2 separate regions of the Homo sapiens genome follow, and region 2 is linked to region 1. Evidence: chromatin contacts called from ENCODE Hi-C or POLR2A ChIA-PET data. All regions are on one chromosome and are shown on one strand. The core of a region is the stretch at or near the end of the contact, and the rest is flanking DNA. Distances in the headings are between cores, read along the strand shown.

Region 1 (6,534 bases), core at 2,603-5,102:
GGGTACTCTCACCTGTGGGCATTTGTCAAAATCAGTATTACTGCTGGGGGGGATGAGGGCTGAAAACTCCTATTTCACCATCTTTCTGACATCATTTGCCACAGTGTGCTTTTTTATTCTGGTATTTCCTTATACCCTTGAGTCTCTTCCCTATTTTAGTCAACCCAGCAGTCTGTATTCATTCCTCTTAATCAGGATTTGAGCTTTGCACCTGCTCCTTTTGGCTGGGGTTGAGTCTACTTCAGAGGCTAGGGATATAGAGGGTCCAAATACAATTTAAATAAGAAAATGCTACGAATAAAAGTGTTGAGAAGAATAAGAATTCTAGAAAAAAAGAAAAAGAAAATGGAAAGAAAAGACTTTTAAAATGTTAAGGCATCTGGCAGAGAGACCAAATGGGAACAAAAACCCAATTCCTCTCTCCTGACAAGTCCTTGCACCCTGGCCTATGGTTGCTTCAACCCACAAAAACGCCTTTGTTTATCAGCACTCAGGTATCAGTAGGCTGGCATGCAGTTGCAGTTTTACCCAAAGACAAGGCTCCAGGGAAACTAGACCTTTCACTGCTCTGGAACCACCTTCACAACTTTACTCCATTGCTTCTTCTGGAATATTATCCCATCTCTCCATTTCTTCAAGACCAAGCTCCTCTGCTCAGTTGTCACCTTCTCCTTTAAAAATGTTCCTGATCACTCCAGCCAGATGTGTTCCTCCCTTCCTTTGAATATTCGTCCTTTCTCAGTTGCTGGCTTGAGTCTTATCACCCCCACGAGTCATGAAGACCTTAAGGACAGGGACAGTAGCACAAAGCCCTTCAGGCAAGGCAGCTTGAGCCCAGTAGAAGAATGTGCCGTGGGACTCAGGAGAAGCCACTGTGCCTGCAATGCAAGGAGCCGGCCGGCCATGCTGGTTTCTAACTGCCGATCTTGAAAGGCCCTCAAGTGGTGACAGGTAGCTTAGCAGTTACCATGAGCTGGTCTAATTGAGCATCCCCCACCTACAATTCAAGTAGGTTTATAATAGGGCCTGAGCTATAACCTTCAGTCCAAACAACTTAAGCTTCCTATAAGTATGGTCCAATAAGTTAAAAGTCACATTAGTGCATTGACACACAGCAAACAAAGATTCTAAACACTGCCTAGTCATCACATATATAAAATTAAGACTTAAATAGAAAGAGATTAACTCATATGTATCTTCCCACTAACCTGAAAGTTTCAAATCACAGCTTTAATTGAGGCTGGGCCTCCTAGTCAGGAGAGATCTAACCTTGCCTCTTCCTGGAGCTGCCCAGGCGGACAGGGCCTCAGAATGCATACATGCTTTGTGCTCTACAGGCTTCTGCTGACACTCATGTTCAGTCTCCAAGAGGAATCCCCATGCAGCTTAGCTGGGGATGGACACCATCCGCCCTTCCCTGTCCCTGTTCTATCCCTTCTTCCTCACATTCCACAGAGCCAAGTGGAAGCCAGGTGACAGAAAGCGCATTCCAGTGCCTGCTGGCCAAAGTCTGACCAGTGAGAATGTCGCTGGCCAATGACTTCAGTGGCTTGTTAGCACCAGATATCCAAACATCAGCCAAATAATTATCATTTATTTCCACAGAATAAGAATAAATGTATTTTACATATTTTTATTAAAATATTTTATGTGGACAACATATTTTATTTATTTTTCTTTTTTGAGACAGAGTTTCGCTCTTGTTGCCCAGGCTGGAGTGCAGTGGCGCGATCTCGGCTCACTGCAACCTCTGCCTTTCTGTTTCAAGCGATTCTCCTGCCTCAGCCTCCTGAGTAGCTGGGATTACAGGTGCCCGCCACCACACCCAGCTTTTTATATTTTTAGTAGAGACAGGGTTTCACCATGTTGGCCAGGCTTGTCTCGAACTCCTGACCTCGTGATCCACTCACTTCAGCCTCTCAAAGTGCTGGGATTACAGGCGTGAGCCACTGCGCCCGGCCCCAGCCAACATATTTTAAAAGAAAACGTACTCTTTTCCATAAATCATAACTTTCTGGGACACAATTAAGAAGGGCATAACAAGATTTCTAAAGAGAGACAACGTGACTTCCCCACACACAGGCCCACAGCTCCCGCTCTGGATCTGCCCCATGGCCACCTGGTCTCCAGTTTGGCCCTTCCCTGCCATGATGCATGGACTGTCTCTCAGATACAAGGGCAAAATCAGGCCAGACATCCTGCCCAAACCCAGCCTCTTGCTGGGCCCCCACCATTTTCCAGAACATGAAGCCGAGAAGTTGACTCAAAAAACAAAAGGAATAAGAGAAATACTGACTTGCCTCCCTAAAATCCTGCACTTGCAACTGATGGCTTTTATCCCACTTGGAAAGATACAATAATAATGAGGGGGGAAAGGACCTTCCAACATTGATAACACCAAACAGCAATTCACTGGAATCAGCTAATTTTAATATTTGAAACATTCCAACATTGTATCCTGTCCTTCACTTTCCTGACTTCGCCACGATGATCTATCGCTCCTTCTCTTTCAAACGGATTGCCAAACAGCATTTTATTGGGGATTTCCTCTAAAAGGTAATTGGAGGTTCCTGCAACCCAATTTATAGGTGCATTGTTTCCATTTATTTTAATTTTATTTATAGCCTTCTGCCAGAGCCCGCTGGGCACAGGCAGCTATAAATCAAAGATCACAAACACAGTGCTGCTCTGTTCCTCTGTGGATGCTCACGTATCAGGGGATTGTTTGGTAAGCTCTAATAGGAATACTAATTACTTTTTCAATCAGACCATGGGTGTGAACTCACTTGAAAAACTGCATAAAACAAAATTTCATTATATACTAGATATGATCTTGAACCAAAGGACACCAGGAGTGGTCCTACTTGAGAAGGAACACACAAGCCACGTGCTTGTGCTCCGAGTCCGGGAGTTACTGCAGGTTCAGGCTCATCTGCTGGATGACCTTGGAGCAGGTATCTTGACCTCTGTGGGCCTCGGTTCCCACAACCGTTAAACGAAACAGTGGTAAAGAGAATCTACTCTGGAGAGTTGCTGGAAATCCAACAGGAGACTCTACAGAGACTCCTGCAACAATGTCAGACACACAGGAGGTCCTCCACGTCAGCATCCTCCCTCCTATGGAAATGTCAGGGGTGGGCTCTGTCCATGCTCTCTGCTCCTGCCTGACAAGAGCCCACTGGGTGATTTCGTCCACCAACACCTCCATTCTCATGGTGCCAGGACCCAGTGGCCAACATCAAATGCCTTCGGCCTGCCCAATCTGCTCTTCCTCTCGTGTCCTCTTAGATGAGGTCACTGTCATCCACCGTGACTCCAATGCCCAGCATGACTCACTGGGACCCTGAGGCTCCCTCACACCACCAGTCACTAGATTCTCTGACTCCATCTTCCTCGGAGATACCTCTTAAAGCTTTTCTTTCTTCAGCATCCCCACTCCAACAGCTTGACCCTCTGCCCAGAGCCCGCTCGGCACAGGCAGCTATAAATGTATTTCCCACCTACGCTGACCCTGAATCTATCTGCACTTTTCCAGGCCACTTGCACCAGAATGAACTTTCTAAAAATTATAAATAGGATCACATTACTTCCCAGATTCAAATCCTTCAAGTGCTCTGAGTAGCAGCCTGTATCACTGTTCTTGAAGATTCACTTCCCTGTAAAAGGATTATACATTCCTGCCCATTGATGTTGGGCTTGGCCTTGTGCCATCAGCTGGCCCACGGAAAGTGATGTGACACACACTGTCCTGGCAAAGCTCAAAGAGGCACTGGGACCTTCCACCAGCCCTTTGCTTCTGCTCTGTGCCATGGGAGCGGTCCCAGACAGACTGCACTTTCCAGCCAGGGCTGGAATGAGGACACACACAGAGCTGCTCACAGCTTGCAGCCTACATGCAACATGACGCCCTGCGATTTCTAGCCCTGGGAGATCTGAGGGCTGCTGGAAACACTGCAATCACTGATCTGTCATTTATTGAGAATAGGGCCCTACCCTCCAGGGGCTCGAAGGGTGATGGGAAGTAGTGTGAGTGGAGAGAAGTCACATACGATGAGCAGTCACTCTCAGGCCTGGCAACCACAAGCCTTCAGAAAGCAGACCATCCACCATGCCAGCCTGCCTCCAGTCACTCGCCTCAGCGTCCCCATGCATTCCCGCCTTGGGTGCGGCACGCCTGATGCCCACAATACCTATGCCCAGCTCCACACCCTTCCAGCCCTGCTGTACCATCAGCAACTGGGAAATGTCTCCACTTCAGATCCTTTCCCCACCCAGGGCTCTGCGCTCACAGCACCAGGCAGACATTCTGTCTCTCGCCGAGCACAGCGCCTTGGGAACAAAGCCAGTCTCATTTCCCTGTGTACCCCTGCTCCTTTCATGGTGCCTAGTACTGAGCTGGCACTGAATCTGGTGTCTTGGGATTTTTTTCTTTACGACCTCCATTGTTTAGAAATATCAACACACACAGTTCCTACAAAATTGTTTCACGCGGCACTGAACTCCAAACCTCCGGCCCCCAAACAGGAAAAGAGCCAATTTTGGAAACAAAGGCTAGAGATAACCTCAGAAATCCATGGAGGCAACTAAGAGCCAGAAGACCTTTTGGAGGCATAGAAACGCCGCTGGCCCCATCGGGATGAATAATAGCTGCATTAGCATTCCCTACCTTGGGCAAACAGGCCACTGTAAATGCTTATTTTATGACTCAGTCTTTCATAAATTATGCAGTAAGATTCTCTTAACTTGGTTTTTCTCTGGCCTTCCCAGATGCAGTATTAACTTGGCAGCAATGTGAAGCAGATGTATTCTCTCCGTGCTAGTAAGTCGGTTAGAAGAGTTCTGTCTCTAATCAGCAGCAAAAGCAGAGGTGACTTCAGGAGCATCAGGGAGCACAGGAAGAGAGAAGCAACAACAGGACCATCCCTCACAAACCCCTACTCACCAGGCCATGAAGGGGGTGAGTTCCACAACATACATTTTCAAGACATCCCAAACATTACCTAATTTCACCAGGTACCTACGTAATATGTGCCCTGAACCACGGAACCTGAAGATGAATAAGATGCACCCCTACCCTGAGGGCTCACAGCCCAGGCCACAAGTAACTATGAAACAATGCGTTTGATTACTGCACAATTAATTTTGTAAGGACAGAGAGAAGAGTCAAAGAAAAAAGAGCCACAAAGAGGAGGTGCTATTTGATCCGACACTTGGAGAATGCACAGAAGCGAAGCAGGGAAACCCCCACCCCTGACCACCAGCAGAAATGTGGAGGGGGTGGGGGACACATCTGGGCTCTCATCCCAGACCTGTGACATTGGAGAGTGTGTGACCTTAAGGACTTTGTTTACTGTATCAGTGCCTCTAGCTCATCTGAAACAGACAATATAGAACCTGCCATGTAGGTCGTTTCAAGTATGAAATAAGACCCATGAGGTACTAAGAACAGCACCAGGCACAAAGGAAATGAGCGCTCAACGTGAGGGCGTGTATCTGTGTGTGCACATGTGCACAGCTCACCTGAAGAGCAGAGATGAGCCCATGTGGCTAGAGTGACAGTGGGTGGCAGAGAACAGTCCAAACAGAGACAGGAGGGTGGGAGAAGGCCTAAGTGGGAGGTGGTGAGAGGTGTGGCCTCCTGTCCCAGGCTGAGGAGTCTGGACTCTGAGCTCCATGCAGGAGGCTAACCAAGGATCTGAAAGCAGAAGCTCAGGTAAGCAGACTGGCCTCTAACAAGATCTCCTGTGGGAGACGGGCAGGAAGAGGTAAGCTGGACGCCCTTGGGCCAGACGGGAGACTCCCAAAGCGGCCCAGGCCAGAGACAGGGAGAGTGTGAACTCCAGGACAGGCCGTGGGAGTGGGTAGAGAAATGCAACAGACAAACATCTCACAGTGACAAACATCTCGCAGTGGCCCAGGTAGTTCTTCAAGTGGACATGTTGTTAGAACCAGAATGTGAACAACTAAGAGGACAACAGGCTGCTTCAAAGGCTTCTTGCCTTTTCAATCTTTAATTCCTTTGTCTTTCTTCCTGCAGAATTATGAGGCCTCCATTTTTTAACTTTATCACACTTACATATATTTATTAATCCGTGGGTGAGAAATCATGCTGAGCAAATGTATCCCACCTCCATCCATTCTCTCAAATACAAAAGAAAAATCCCACTGGAGTCCTGACGCTGCACCAGAACCTCTGCTGTGTTGGAAGGCACGGGAGTGTGGAGCAGCCCCCTGGCCTCAAGATGCTTCTAATCTTAGTCAATGGCACACGGAAGTCCCTGGGGCGTGAAAGTCCTGGGAATAATCTGCAGTGACACCTTGTGGGGAAATTACACTGCACGACGCACAGGCCTAACAACACTTGAGATTGTGTTAGGGTGGGGAGCACAAAGGGGAGCACCCATGCCATATATCCGCACAAAGAGCTGCAGAGCGGCCTTAACGCTGCTCACGTGGTTGAGACAGACAGTCCCTGCGGATAAGACAAGCACCTCCAGATGAAGTCTTCACTGCCCGCCCCAGTAGAAAGTGGCC
Region 2 (6,534 bases), core at 1,265-3,764, 51 kb before region 1:
GAACGCTGTTTGCCCCACAACGGAACCTCAGTCCTTCCTCGCTGAGTGCAAGAGTGATCACGACGTGCAGAGATCCTGTCAGACCCAAAGGTGGCCACAGCCCTGAGACTCAGGGAGAAAGATGCGTGTGCTCACTTGGGACAAGTAAGACCAAGCATACACTTCTGGGTTTGGTTTTGATAGTGGAGAAGACAGAGGTGGAGAGAAAGAGACGGAGCACAGAGGACACAGGGAAATGTGTCCGGGTTGGCTAGGGGCAAGGCCGGAAACAGAGCCTGGCCAATGATGGGTGTGAAGCTGTGTGCAGCAGCCAGGAGAGAAGGCCTGTGTGCCAGTGAAGGGGCCCAGCCTTCAACACAGGGCAGCGTGGGCCAGCAGGGGTGATCAGCTAGGCCGTGGTGTAGGCAGCCTGACATCAACTGCGTTCAGTGGCAACAAAAAATCCATAGTGAACTTGCAAGAGGGCTCTCAGAAATACTTCCCACTCCCCAAAATGTAAATTAACTTGAAACACAAATTCTAAAAGGCAAGCACGTCATCATCGGAATGCAGGCAATAAAAACCCTACACGTGCTCCTGACACTCCCATCCCTAAAGGAAAACACACATATGCAAGTTGAGGCCTTTCAATAATTAAGCAAGACTAGAAATTATGCAAATGAAATACATTCAAGTATGCAATGAATTTTAAATGACAGAACTACAGAAAACTTAATTGCTGTATTAGCATGCTATAAAAACACTCATCATAAATGTAAAACAATGCATGCATATACTTATATCTAAATTGTCCCGGTGACACAAAAATCAAATTGTTCCCTCCCACTGTGTTCCTATGCAAACCTACCTCAATAAACTGCAAAAACAAAGATAATACTGGAGCTTCACTCATCATTTTTAACCATTAGACTCACTAATGCAAATGTTCGATGTTTAAGTAGTTTTTGTGCCACGTTTCTGAAATACTTATTTAAAAAAGAGCCAGAAATATGATTCTGTATAGCAGTAATTTTTAAAAAGTTACTACCCTGCTTGCATAAAATGTAAACATTAAGTAGTATTACTAGTGGCTTAATGGTATGTTCTAGACTAGATGTTAGTTTTTCATAAATGCCAAGTCATGTTTCTCGTCCTTCTTCATTGAAGTGGCACTGCCCACTCATCAATTAAAAATAAGGCTACTAGAATCATGTTAATGACAAATCATAAACACAATGAAAAAGAGTCATGATGTTTGCCAGACCCTGAAATAGGTTCCCATTCAAGCACAGCTTTGGTTATCTGCCTCTTTGGTTATCTGCCTTTTTAAGCTGGACAAATGATAAATTCTCAATTCTGGGCGTAACTGTTAACCTCTGGATCCTGGAAGGACTCACAGACTGGGATAAATCCCTCCCATCTTACCCTGCTCACCCGAACCCTCCCAGACAACACGCTCATGGCTCTCAGCGAGTCTCACTCAGCCTCTCTCCTCCAACGCAGGCCCTCCAACGCCCCAGGCCAGCTCTCCTGCCCTGGTACCTCAGCCCAGGTGTGTGCTGCCTGCAGTGGCGGGCATAGCGCATAACTTTCAATGACCTGCTTCCCAGTTGGCTCATGTATGCCCCACCTTGCCCCACTGGAGCCTGAGTGTCTTAGAGCAGCCGTCTTCAGCCCTGGGCACACGTGAGAACCCCCAAGAACCGACGTAACAGTATTTCCTGAGCTCCAAAGGTGATAATGACATGTGACCAGAATGGAAACCCACAGGTGAAGAAGGCAGGCCTGAACCTCCCACACCCTCGCCTCCCATTCCCTGCCTAGCCGCAGGGTAGGCACTCTGTGGACTGCATGGTTCACAGCATGCTAGAGTCAGTCAACACCCTGATGCCTGAGTCCACCCTAGAGATTCCAATTTGCTTCGTGGGCCCGGACACCAGGATCGGGAAAAGCTCCCAGGAGAGTTGAATGGGAAGCCAGGTTTAAACCTTGGGATTCAGGGAATGATAAAGAGGCATCCTTGATTGGGGAGACCCCTTCCCTGCTGAGTTCCCAGTACCCACCATTGTCCCAGAGGTTCTTGTAACCCCAGCACCTGCAGAGGGCCTGGCTGAGGGCAGATGTGTGAGCAGCACATGCTGACTCAGGGATGGGTGACTCGCATTGTGCACTGTGCTCCCAGATCTCTCCTCTTACAGAAGGCCCAGAGCCATGGTGCAGCATGACTGCCTGGGGAGCTGGATGGCATCAGTGCTCACCAACACAGGGCATGGAGCATGGCAAATGCACAGTGAGCACTTGTTCCCGGAAAAAGAACCAACGCTTGCCCCCTACTCTAGCTGCCAGAGTCCTCTTACTCCACCCCTGTAGCCTTTGGCCCCTCAACTCCCTTACCTGTCCCTTCCCAGTTCTTCCTGTCCCAGCTCTAGTCCCCTCCCAAGAGCCTGCCAAGAGCAGCCTCCCCTTACAACCAGCACTGCTCCTACGAGCCAGACACTGGGCAAGAACAGCCTGTTCCCTGAGTTGCCTGCCACACGCCTGTCCACAAGAATCTCTGAATGCGTGGTCTGACGCACGGCAAGCACTCAGTAAGGGACAGACACAGGGCAGCAGTGCACTGGGAGCACAGGAATAAGATCCTGAGAGAATGGGATCCGTCTCCACGTAGCCTAGGTCTGTCGGGGTTGGAGGGGGCAAGAGAAAAAGGCAGGCCTTCTACTATCTGTTCTGCAGGCCCCAGGGGGACGACTTGGTCTTCTTCCCTGCCTGCTATTTCCCAGCACCCGACACAGTGCCTAAAACACAAAGTGCTCAATAAATGCCAATGGATGAATGAATGGATGAATGAATGAACCAACCAACGGCTCTTTCAAGGCTTTACTCTTCCAGAAACACAGGCTCACCACTCCCAGTTTCTCCTTCAGAATAAAACCCAAGCAATGGGGTGGGTAGGGATGGCAGTAGGGCGGCTGTCACCTGGTCTCCTCTTGGGCCCCTCTACCCCAGCCTGTGTTCCTGCTTGTCCCACCCCTACTGTGTGCCCCAGCTCTCATGGCCTCCCCACTTCCCACTAGCAGAGAGAACACTAACAACACTTTTGAGATGCCACGTAAGATGCCACCTTCCCCAAGAAGCCTTACTTGGCATCCTCATGAACCCTTTCTTAGCACCCAACATTTGCAACGACAAGCTTTGCTCCCTGATCTAACATTTATTTCCTACTCATCTGTCAATCCAAGCCCTGAGAGGGCCAAGAACCACCACGTTCATCCGTATCCCTTGTGACTGCAAGTCTCCACACCCTCCCCTCCTTCCCCACCTGCCATGGCCATGCAGATCCCAGGTGTGAAGTCCCCTCTTAGCAGAAGCTGACCCTCTGTACTAAACTGCCCCCACGCTGTGGTACTCCTCCACCCCCTGGTTCATACTCGTGTCCTGTCCATCCTATAGCATGCAGTCTGGCCTCCACCACCACTGTCCCACCACAAGTCTGCAGCACCCGACCTCCTCCTAATGGCAGGCTAGTGTCTAATTCATCTCCGTCTCCCAAGCAAAGGCCCCTGCAAGCTATGATGGTTAAAGGACTACATGTGCCTGTCCCTTCATAAGTCAACGCTCTGAGAATGCTCAGGCTTTCTCTTGTGAAGGAAAATGCTTGGGCCCCCAAGATCACTATAAAAAACTCAAGCTAGAAACTGCTTAGGGCAAACCTGCCTCCCATTTTATTCAAAGTCACTCCTCTGCTCACTGAGACAGATGCACACCTGATTTGCCTCCTTTGGAAAGGCTAATCAGAAACTCAAAAGAATGTAACCATTCGTGTATCACCTATCTGTGACCTGGAAGCTCCCTCGCCACTTCTTACATGTACTGATGGATGTCTCATGTCTCCCTAAGTGTATAAAACCAAGCTGTGCCCCGACCACCTTGGGCACATGTCGTCAGGATCTCCTAAGGCTGCGTCGCCAGTGCGCCCTCAACCTTGGCAAAATAAACTTTCTAAATCAACTGAGACCAGTCTCAGATCTCCTGGGTTCACACTCTCACTTGCCTCGCCGGGGTTCCTGGGTCAGACTCCACCTACACCCACCTGCCCTCCTGTCCACAACCAGCAGAGTGGGGCTGTCACCTCCCCTTGTGCTCCTCTGTCTACTGAAATCAGAGTGTCCATGTCCACATCAACCCCTGTGCTACACACATTAGGGAAGCGGAACCACAACCCGCAGAGGCTGAGAATTAGAGGAGAAAGCACAGTATAAAATAACTCACATGAGACTTTCCCCCTAGACACGGCACATCCTTAATAAATAGAAAACGGCAATTCGGTGTTTTCATCATAACTTCCTACAAACCAACCTGAGAAGTCTGCAACCTATCTTAGGGGACATTTAGAAAACTGGATATAAACTGGAAAACTAGGTTAAAATAAAAAAGCACAAAACAAAAACATAAGCAATGGCAGCAAGTCTAATTTTAATTGCAAAAGAATATTTAATCAATAAATATTCGCTGTTCAGAGCTGCGTCTGCATTTAGGATTACGAGGTACTAAGCTGCAAACTTATTAAGGCTCATTAGCCAGAAAGAGTCTTAAATACTAAAAGTCAGACCCAGTTTAGAGTAAACACTTAGAGCTCCCTATTGACTTAGCTCCAAAAATAATGAAAAAGGAAAAGAGAAGAAAACTGTCTATAAACAATTCTGAAATGGTGGGCAGGGCCAAACTCACTTCCAACGGCAAGCCTGAGCTAAGTGTACGAGGGCATTGCTGATGTCACCACCGCCTACCCCAACCTTTCCCCAAGGACTTCCAGACCGGCAGCTGAGCGCCAGAGCTGCGGCAGCCAGAACTCCACACTCCACCACAGAAACACAAACCACTTCTCTCACCCACAGAAACACAAACCACTTGTCTCATCCATTTCTTCTCTTTTCCTAACAGCGCTACTAATACTTACAAAAAAAAAAAAAAAAACTTGGTCAAACATATGTCCTTGTTTTCAGCATATTTGAAACAAATTTAAAACATATTTCCCTGTTTCAACTCCTCGGAGTTGAAACAACCATCTATGCTGAAACCTTTCTATATCACAGGCTGGAACATAGAAAGATTTTCTAATAAAATCTGAGGAAAAAATATAGTTGTCATAATTATTACCTATTCTTGTTTTCTGCCAGTCCTGTCAAACCAAGCTTAAAATTAAGCAAAGAATGGAAAATGTCAGCTTAGCCATAGCAAAGGCCTTTATCACTGCAACAAAGCCAAGGCAAACCCGTGGGCTGTGGCTGTCAGGCCCTACTCAGGCCAGACGCCTGCAGTCCCTGTGCACAGGAAGGAGGCGCTGATGGGCGGTGCGGTGGGACTTACTGAGAGGAGCTTCCACGTCATTGGACGCACTGGCTTAGGGATTCCGGACCAGCTCAACCTCCGTAATTCCTCTGTTGATGAAAAAAGAGACAAGGAAAAACAAGATTTGCAAAAGGTTAGCAAACCTCCCCAGTGCTTTAACACATTCCACCTGTTTAATTAGGAGGCAAGGAGCCCCATAAACAAATTAAACTAAATCATCAACATTTCAGATACGATTGATTTCAATATCTGAGAGAAGGTAAGTGACCATTCTATTCAAACCAAGCTACAGGTTACCTGTTTACAACAGAATCCTGGAGCTACCCTGGAACACGTGAGGCCCCATGATCCCTTCCTCCTTCAACCAGAGAAGTCCAGAGTACACTGGCCTCCTTCCCTCCCACCTCCTTCTCTCTCTCCCTCCCACCTCCTTCTCTCTCTTCCTTCCCCCCACTCTCTCCTGAAGGCTTTTTCCCCAACCTGATCATGTTAATTGGTTTTCCTTTCTTTCTTCCATCTCAACTTTCTATATGCTATTTAAGCATACATATATGATGTGGTTTTTCTCACTACTGGTTTTGAAAGAAATTGTTTCACGGAGATAAGCTTGTCTTTATACACCATTAATTAAGGATGTGGCCATATTCTACACAGACAACAAAGTCTTCAAGGTAGTCTAATACAAGTCAATGAGGCTTTATAAATACCTACAAGTAGAAAAAAATCACGAGTAGGGAGGCGCTGGCCAGAGGCAGAGGGGTCCTGGAGCAAGGTCCAGCACCTCCAAGGGCAGGGAAGGACAAGCATCAGGCAGAGGGGTAAGGCTGTGGGCCCTGCATTCCATCGACCTTCCGAGTCTCCTTGAGTGTCTCACTCCCATGCCCCAAATGGCAAGAGAATCCATTTCAATGTCTAGGTATAGCAACACTTGTCCAATCCCATGGAAACTCAAGTAATTATTTCTTTCCTTTAAGTTAGGAATCTACCATTAGGTTGTTTTCCTAACAGCTTGGAGCTAATGATTAATAACGGGAATAAAAGAAATGATTAAAGAGAAGACTTTGCTAATATAATCAACAAAATACAAAGTCCTGACATCTAATCTTTTTCCAATTACTAAAGTCTAAGTAAAATAAGTACAGAATAATTGGGCGATAGTCGCAGCAATAACTTGCATTTTACAGCAATCTCAGAAAATATCAAATC

What was found. A loop is a pair of places that touch in the nucleus more often than their neighbours do. ChIA-PET counts read pairs that join two places held with the same protein, here RNA polymerase II (POLR2A). Pooled maps may share reads with other maps.
Region 2: a map of SK-MEL-5 shows a loop between it and region 1 (3-fold over the local background). The contact joins two enhancer-like sites. A Hi-C loop is called at or near these places in 2 of 168 maps with a recorded cell type or tissue (DLD1 and SK-MEL-5) and 2 of 50 pooled maps. POLR2A ChIA-PET finds 5 or more read pairs at or near these places in 3 of 52 experiments (Panc1, activated CD8-positive, alpha-beta memory T cell and activated T-cell).

The regions. Positions count from the first base shown.
Region 1 is chr22:46,827,796-46,834,329 of GRCh38, reverse strand. The region is part of intron 4 of TBC1D22A (TBC1 domain family member 22A); the gene reads right to left. Among named protein-coding and RNA genes, the nearest start is that of TBC1D22A, 68 kb to the right of the region's middle. Within about 2 kb of position 3,852, at least 12 of the 41 ENCODE cell types and tissues checked have a DNase peak (open chromatin) inside an H3K27ac peak, as active enhancers do.
Region 2 is chr22:46,877,536-46,884,069 of GRCh38, reverse strand. TBC1D22A (TBC1 domain family member 22A) reads right to left here. Exons shown (of 13, transcript NM_014346.5): 5 at 5,347-5,417. Among named protein-coding and RNA genes, the nearest start is that of TBC1D22A-AS1, 35 kb to the left of the region's middle. Within about 2 kb of position 2,514, at least 2 of the 41 ENCODE cell types and tissues checked have a DNase peak (open chromatin) inside an H3K27ac peak, as active enhancers do.